Linked DNA regions of Homo sapiens: region 2 is linked to region 1. A link is a contact called in ENCODE Hi-C or POLR2A ChIA-PET data. All regions are on one chromosome and are shown on one strand. Each heading gives the region's core, a stretch centred on a gene start or an enhancer-like site at or near the end of the contact. The rest is flanking DNA. Distances are from core to core; before and after follow the strand shown. Region 1 holds the start of LINC03002 (long intergenic non-protein coding RNA 3002). Region 2 overlaps LOC105378009 (a long non-coding RNA gene).

Region 1 (3,902 bases), core at 942-3,441:
CGTAATTCCAGCTACTCCAGAGGCTGAGGTGGAAGAATCGCTTGAACCTGGAAGGCGGAGGTGGCACCATTGCACTCCAGCCTAGGTGACAGAGCAAGACGCCATCTCAACAACAACAACAACAACAACAACAACAACAACAACAAATTAGCTGGGCATGGTGGCGCGTGCCTGTAATCCCAGCTACTCAGGAGGCTGAGGTGGGAGGATCGCTTGAAACCAGGAGGCAGAGGTTGCAGTGAGCTGAGATAGTGCCATTGCACTCCAGCCTGGGCAACAAGAGTGAAACTCCATCTCAAAAAAACAAACAAACAAACAAACAAACAAACAAAAGAGTGGGATAATAAATGCCCAGAGGATTAACAGGTGTAGTCATGCCAAGCACCATGTGGATAGCCTGAATTAAATCCCTACTTGTAAATGTGCTAGGCTATAGCATGGCCATCCATTCATCCATCTGCTCACCCATCCATCCACCTGTCCGTCAATAAATATTCACTAAGCACTTCTATGTGCAGGACATTGTGGTCAGCACTGGAGACAGGAAGATGAATATGGTCTAGCTCCCTTCTTCAAGGTGCTCACAGTTCAGTGAGGGCAGAAACATTTACACATAACTAATTATGCATGATAATTTTAAAATGTATATTTAGAACAGAGATGGTGTTTTGGTAATATCTTGATCCTCAGAACTTTGTACAAAGTTAAAGCAAAATAATTGTTTTTTCTGAATATCAGAATACATGGAACAAACAGCATTTTAGAAAATTCTACAGGGAGATATGGGAAAGAGGGATTTAAAATATTTCTTTAAACTAAAAATAGAACTACCCTTTGACCCAGCAATCCCATTCTGGATATATACCCAAAGGAAAATAAATCATTCTACCAAAATACACCTGCACTCATATGTTTATTACAACGCTAGTCACAAGAGCAAAGACATGGGATCAACCTAGGTGTCCATTAATGGTGGACTGGTCAAAGAAAATGTGATACATACACACCATGGAATACTATGCAACCATAAAAATAAATGGAATCATGTCCTTTGCAGAGATGTGGATGCAGCTGGAGGCCATTATCCTAAGTGAATTAGCGCAGAAGCAGAAAATCAAATATTGCATGTTCTCACAAGTGGGAGCTAAATATTGAGTACACATGGACATAAAGATGAAAACAATAGACACTGGGGACTCCAAAAGTGGGGGAAGAGGGGAGGAAGCAAAGCAAGACTTTAACAGCTGCCTATTGAATACTGTGTTCACTATTTGGGTGATTGTTCGAACAGAAGCCCAAACCTCAGCATCACTCAATACAGCCATGTAACAAAGCTACACATGTACCCCCTCAATCTAAAAAAAATTTCTTTAAGTTCCTTTAGGAAACTCACGGCCCCCCTTTTCCCTGACATGTCTTACCGACAGTTATATATATTTCTATATGTATTCATTACTGCAGCAGACCTTTAGGAAGAGAAAGAGGAAAGAGAAGAAAATTCAAATTCTACTCTCCGTATAACTGAACAAGTAACCATCAATTTTCCCTCTCTGGAAAAGGCCACGAGCTTTCTAGGAAAAGAAGACACTATCTAGAATTAGCCAAATTTAATTAAGTTGATGTTATTAACTTACACTATTATATACAAATGTGATGATTGTAAACTGGAAGTTCATCTTCACGAAGCAAATAAATATTTTTGAGACTTATGTCATCAACACTAAAATGTTTACGTATTAGCATCTACATTCTCCATAGATAGTTTTAAATAATTAAATTTATATTTTTCAAAACACTACTTGATTTTCCTCAGTTTTGTTAGAATCAAATAACTGTTGGTTAAAAGAGAACAATAAACAGCTTATACCAACTGAGAAAACCTGAACATCATTTCTAATTTTTGTTCTTAACTTGTACAGTTGAAGATATTATTAAGGAAACAGAAAATACATATTTTAATGGTTAAACTTAAAATGTTTAACTATTCGGCATCCAGCAAACTGGGTGAAGTTTGCTCTTCTATCTGACTTCCGAGAAGCCAGCAAGCCAGGTCATGTGGCTGGCTGACCTCCCAGCACCACCTACCTCAACTCCATGAGATGCCATCAGATCCCACCCAAAGGAGCCAGTCGTCCCCATGAAACAATGACCAATTCTTACAAGACACAACTGGAGCTCTGTTGCTGTGGCACAGGAAGGCTCGATAAGATCTCCCAGCCACAGCATTCTTTTGTGTCAGCAGACTCAAGTGGGATGTTCCTTCTGCAGCTCTTACCGAGCAAGAGGAAGCGGGCTTTGAAACACAATGTTCATTGAAATTGGCTTTCATCTGAGGAATCCCAGGGTGGCTCCTGCTTCATGATGTGCATTCTGTCTGCAGCTGAGCTCTCCTGATGCATTTCCCTTGTTTGTTCTGGGGGGAAGGCAGCACCTTTACGGGACTCACCCTTTTACTAGGTAAAGGGCATCGCATTGTGCTGGGCGAAGCATTATGTGTCAGGATGTCTCCAGTGAGTCTGGAGCCTAGAAGGAGCATCAAAAATAAAATTAAAAAAAATCAAGTCCTCCACCATCCTGGCTCACTGATGGAACAATTTAGGAGAAGAACACAAAGCCATCTAATGACCCTGGGGAGCATTTGCTTGTTTGGTGACCTTAGGCGCAGGAAGTCATTTATCACTCTAGTTGCTACATTGGGCACAATGCCACAGGACACAAATGGGGGTACTGAACGTAAGTCTGAGTGTTGGCCCAATAGTACCTGTCCAGAAGCAGCCTGGGATCCATGATCCATTGCAGGGCAATTATGGCTCTTAAGAAAATGAAGAGAAGTAAGTAATCCACAGTATCAAATCATGGGTGAGAAGTCTCTCCATCCCATTGCCCTAGTTTTATAACTTAGCAATTCATCTTCTTTTCAGAGAAAACCATTCTGGATCCCAAACAGATTTTCTCTGATTAAGAAATAGTCTCAATCAGTACATGGAGAAAAAAGCAAACACTGTTAAGCCCATCTTTTCTTGCTAGACACCTCTTCCTTTCTATCTGCTCCACCCAATCTGGGCCAGTTTATTATGCAAAATGAGATAAGCAGTCAACTCCCAATAGGAATAGAAGAAAGAACACACCACTTTTTCACTTCCACGGCACTTTTAACTCTGCACATATTTTTTCCTTTGACTCTCAAAATAACCTGGCAAAGTTAGATAGGCATTGTCTATTTTCAGCAGTACAAGGAGTTAGTACAGAGACAAAGTTAAAGACCCTTGAACCTCATAAAGAGCTGGCAGCAGAAAGTACAGAACCCACATGTCAGGTTCCTCAGGTAGGCCCTGTTCATCAGGTCAGATCCCTTAGGCATGTGGACAAGTGACCAGTCTCCAGTTGACTGTAAAGGCTGGCTTTCATCACCACCAGCGGGCTAACCTCCTACATATATCTGTGTGTCTACGGCAAGGTCGACAGAACCCATATATAAGGAAATACTGATACTGAAAAACTTGAAAAACCTGGAAGTTGCTTCTTGGAATCCAGTGTTCTTGTCCCAAGGTAAAAAGAATAGATGTCAATCTTGTAACTGACGCAAGACACTGACGAAAATGACAATCCATGCACTTAGCTTTCCCAAGAATGAAATGAATCAAAAAGTACCAAGAAATCAAAATTCTAGCTAAAGCTCATGAAAAGGACTCAAAACTACTCTCTGAATGGCTTATCTTTAGCTGAGCTCATAACAGAACTCTTAAATTTCTGAAAATTTGGTAGAATCTTCTTGTGAAATTCTTCAGAAAGGATTGCCCAAACCTAGGGATAGCAAAAGTTTTTGATGACCTTTCCGCTACCTATGACTCAACTTATCCCTGATTACAATAGGCTTCTGGAGAAGAGAATTTATATTAGCA
Region 2 (3,902 bases), core at 363-2,862, 200 kb before region 1:
AAGAGCTATCTTCAAACTCTTTCCTCAGCCTCACTCTTATTACTACAGTACAATAACGGTTGGGCCTTCAACTAAGTGGACATTTGAGATCTTCATATATCTAAGACATTATATCATACTTCACAGCAAGAGACAGTAAGTCTTCATTTAAGGCCAAATTTCTGGTGTTAGTGGAGAATTCAGTTTGAATGCTTTTATTCATGGAGCTAAAATTGCAAACATATTTTATTTTATTTATTAAGAGACAGGGTCTTGCTCTGTCACCCAGGCTGGAGTGCAGTGGCAGGATCATAGCTCACATAGCCTGGAACTCCTGGACCCCCACGTAGCTGGGATTACGGGTGCAAACCATTGTGCATGGCTTAAAATTGCAAACACATTTGTCTTATCATATTTGTAGTCTGTACTTCAGAGCAAACTAGGATAGAAACGAAGGGAAAACTCAGCCATCTTTACGGTGAGCCAACTTAGGGGCCTATCAGACTCTTCAGTTGGTAATGCAAATATCAGTGAGTGATTTTATAATTTCTTTATTTTCTTTTCTTTTTTGAGACAGAGTCGCACTCTGTCCCACAGGCTGGAGTGCAGTGGCACCATTTCAGCTCACTGCAACCTCTGCCACCCAGGTTCAAGTAATTCTCCTGCCTCAGCCTGCTGAGTAGCTGGGATTACAGGCATGAGCCACCAAGCCCGGCCTGATTTTTGTATTTTTAGCAGAGACAGGGTTTCACCATGTTGGCCAGGCTGGTCTCAAACTCCTGGCCTCAATTGATCTGCGCACCTTGACCTCTCAAAGTGCTGGGATTACAGGCATGAGCTGCTGCATCCGGCCTGATTTTATAATTTATTTCTTATGGTGCCTGGCATATTTATGAAAAACTTGTCTTATGTAAATCACACTTCTGGTTCTTCACAGATTCTCTTCCTACCTGTCCCTTCCCTTTTTCCCCAGGAGCGAAGCATTTCTATGTGTGTGTCTGCACGTGTGCGTGAGAGAGAGCGAGAGAGAGAGAGAGAGTGAGAGAGACAGAGAGAGAGAGAAGGGGTAGACAGAGTTCTGAATCAAGACAAGACATGGGTTTCTGTCCCCACCCCACTACATGGTTACTGGCCATGCCCCTCTCCAGCCTTCACTTTGTCTCTCTGTCTCAATTTGCTCATCAGTAAGAGGAGGACACCTTTTTCTTAATAGGGGTTTGGTGGGTATAAAACGAGGTGATATATGTGAAAAACTTAAAATCTATAATGATTAGCACAGCTTTAATACATCGCTCATCACCTGTGCAGGTCTGGAATCAGCTCCTCCGGGTGTTACCCCAGGATGGCTACGCACCATCTTTGGGAAAATCATTTCAAAAATTGTTTCAGTTACTCCACCTGTGCAAGGAGGGTAGGTATTATGCAAATGTGCAGCAACTGTCTGATCACAGCTCACTAAATAGTAGTATTACGGTTTACAGGGGATGTGGAGAGTGTGCCAGGTTTGAAAACGTCAGAGATCCAGAAACCCAACCTCAAGCTGTGCAGAGAGCCTGGGACTAGCCCAATGGTGTCGTAGCCTCCTGTCCCCAGGGGCTGCAGCTGAACCTTGAAGGGGACCCAACCCTTTCCTGGCCGGGGTGTGGACACATTGGCCTTGGGCAGGCGCTCTTAGGGCAGGCGCCAGGGTGGAGTTGGAGCAAGGCTTCTTGGAGAACCCCTCCCTTGGAAATGAATTCCAGTGCCTAACTGCAGATTTCATTCATTTTAACAAAGGACTACTCCTATTCAGTTTGATTAAAATAGAATACAGACTTCTTAGGAATTATCAACATACATACTTGCCACACATTCGCATACGTGAGAAAGAAGTTAGGATTTGTAGTGCAATGCCTGGAAAGCGTGCCCTTCGCCCAGGTATTCCATATCAGGCCTGCTGTCTGCGAAAACGGCATTCAAAATGAAAGACCAGTGCACATCATAGAGAAAATTTTTTAAGCCAAGACATTTCCTTTTTCCAATCTGTGCAAATTTATTGAACGCACTTAAAATAAAGAGCATTTGGCAAAAACTTTTTTATTATGATCTCTTAGTAAATTAATCATCAGTTACTTATTGAAAGTGTGTCTGCTGGTAGTCAAGCAGGGCTAGATAATACCAAAATAATATATTTGAGCAAGCATTTATTGAATAGTAACAGGCACTGTGCTTGGCATTAATGAGATGAAGACATGGATCCTGTCCTCTAAAAGCTTAGAGAGTGGTTCAGGATGGAGTAGGTGGGGCGTAGCAAATAAATGTTTTCAACACATGAATGTTGTGCTGATGAGAAAGCAGAGGCAGTGGGAACCAGAGAGGAGCTTCCAAATCTGGACGTTCAGAGAAGCCTGCCCTGGGGCTTGGGTTGAGTCTCAGAGGATGAATGGGAGTTGGCAAGCAAAATTGACGGAAGGGTGGGGAAGAGTTCTGTGGTTGGGTGAATAGGAAGGGCAACGTCACAGAGACGTGAAATGACATTATGCCTGCAAATAAATACACAAGGAAAGTCTGAGGCAGACTATGGAGGAAGACGAGCTGGGAGAGAAAGGTAGGCAAAATTAGGCCCCAGAAGGCATCTATGCCGTGCTAAGAAATGTGGACTTTGGGTCTATTGGTGGTCAGAAAAGGCTGAGAGAGTGACTTTGAACATAGCCTCATCCGTTGGCTGGGCATGGTGGCTCATGCCTGTAATCCCAGCACTTTGGGAGGCCAAAGAGGACAGATCACTTCAGGCCAGGAGTTCGAGACCAGCCTGGGCAACGTAGCAAGACTCCCATCTCAAAATTTAAAAAATTATAAAAATAAACATAAAAAAATTTAAAAATGAACATAGCCCTGTCCTCAGAGGATCTAGGGATTATTGAGATAAAGCCCATTACACCCTTAAGTGTAAAGGAGTGAATGTCAGAAAGGCCAACACCTAGGAAGGTTGCATTGACCTTAATAGCTGACAAATGGTAGCTTCTGCTTGCAAACATTGCTTACATACAATGTTTGCTAGTAACTGTTCATTAAAGAGTTTAAAAATATTTTTTTTCCCTTTTAAGAAAATGTATTTATTTATTTATTTATTTAGAGACAGGGTCTCACTCTGTTACCCAGGCTGGAGTGCAGCGGTGCGATCTCTGCTCACTGCAACCTCCACCTTCTGGGTTCAAACGATTCTCCTGCCTCAGCCTCCCAAGTAGCTGGGATTACAGGCACGTGCCACCGTGTCTGGCTCATTTTTTTGTATTTTTAGTAGAGACAGGGTTTCACCATGTTGGCCAGGCTGGTCTTGAACTCCTGACCTTAAATGATCCGCCCACCTCGGCCTCCCAAAGGGCTGGGATTATAGACGTGAGCCACAGCACCCAGCCTTTAAATTTAATTTTAATTTTTAATTTTTATTTCTTTTATGAGGGATGGGGTCTTGGGCACTGTCACTCAGGCTGGAGTGTAGTGGTGAAATTATGGCCCACTGCAGTCTTGACCTGCTGGGCTCCTGAGCAACTAGGACTACAGGTGCACACCAACACACCTGGCTAATTTTTCAAATTTTTTGTAGGGTCTCGCTGTGTTGCCCAGGCTTGTCTCAAACTCTTGGCCTCAGGTGATCCTCCTGCCTCAGCTTCCTAAAGTGCTGGGATTACAGGCATTAGCCACTGTGCTTGGCCAACTACTAACCTTTCTTCTCCAAATTCCAGCTCCACATTTCTTTTTTCAATTTTTGAGACAAGGTCTCATTCTGTCACCCAGGCTGGAGTGCAGTGGTGCAATCTGGCTCACTACAACCTCTGTCTCCAGTGCTCAAGTGATACTCCCACTTTGGCCTCCGGAGTAGTTAGGACCACAGGTGTGCATCACCACACCAGGCTAATTTTTGTATTTTTTTTTTTTTTTTT

Evidence for each region. A loop is a pair of places that touch in the nucleus more often than their neighbours do. ChIA-PET counts read pairs that join two places held with the same protein, here RNA polymerase II (POLR2A). Pooled maps may share reads with other maps.
Region 2: a loop to region 1 is called in a map of heart left ventricle, with 2.5 times the contacts of the local background. The contact joins the enhancer-like site here to the promoter of LINC03002 in region 1. A Hi-C loop is called at or near these places in 5 of 168 maps with a recorded cell type or tissue (Right ventricle myocardium inferior, gastrocnemius medialis, heart left ventricle and 1 more) and 8 of 50 pooled maps. POLR2A ChIA-PET finds 5 or more read pairs at or near these places in 1 of 52 experiments (activated T-cell).

Annotation. Positions count from the first base shown.
Region 1 is chr6:134,537,814-134,541,715 of GRCh38, forward strand. LINC03002 (long intergenic non-protein coding RNA 3002) reads right to left here and starts at 2,192. Exons shown (of 3, transcript NR_125856.1): 1 at 2,086-2,192. RefSeq lists an enhancer at 1-295.
Region 2 is chr6:134,340,794-134,344,695 of GRCh38, forward strand. The region is part of intron 1 of LOC105378009 (a long non-coding RNA gene); the gene reads right to left. Among named protein-coding and RNA genes, the nearest start is that of SGK1, 25 kb to the left of the region's middle. Within about 2 kb of position 1,613, at least 4 of the 41 ENCODE cell types and tissues checked have a DNase peak (open chromatin) inside an H3K27ac peak, as active enhancers do; they include heart left ventricle, where a contact is called at or near this core.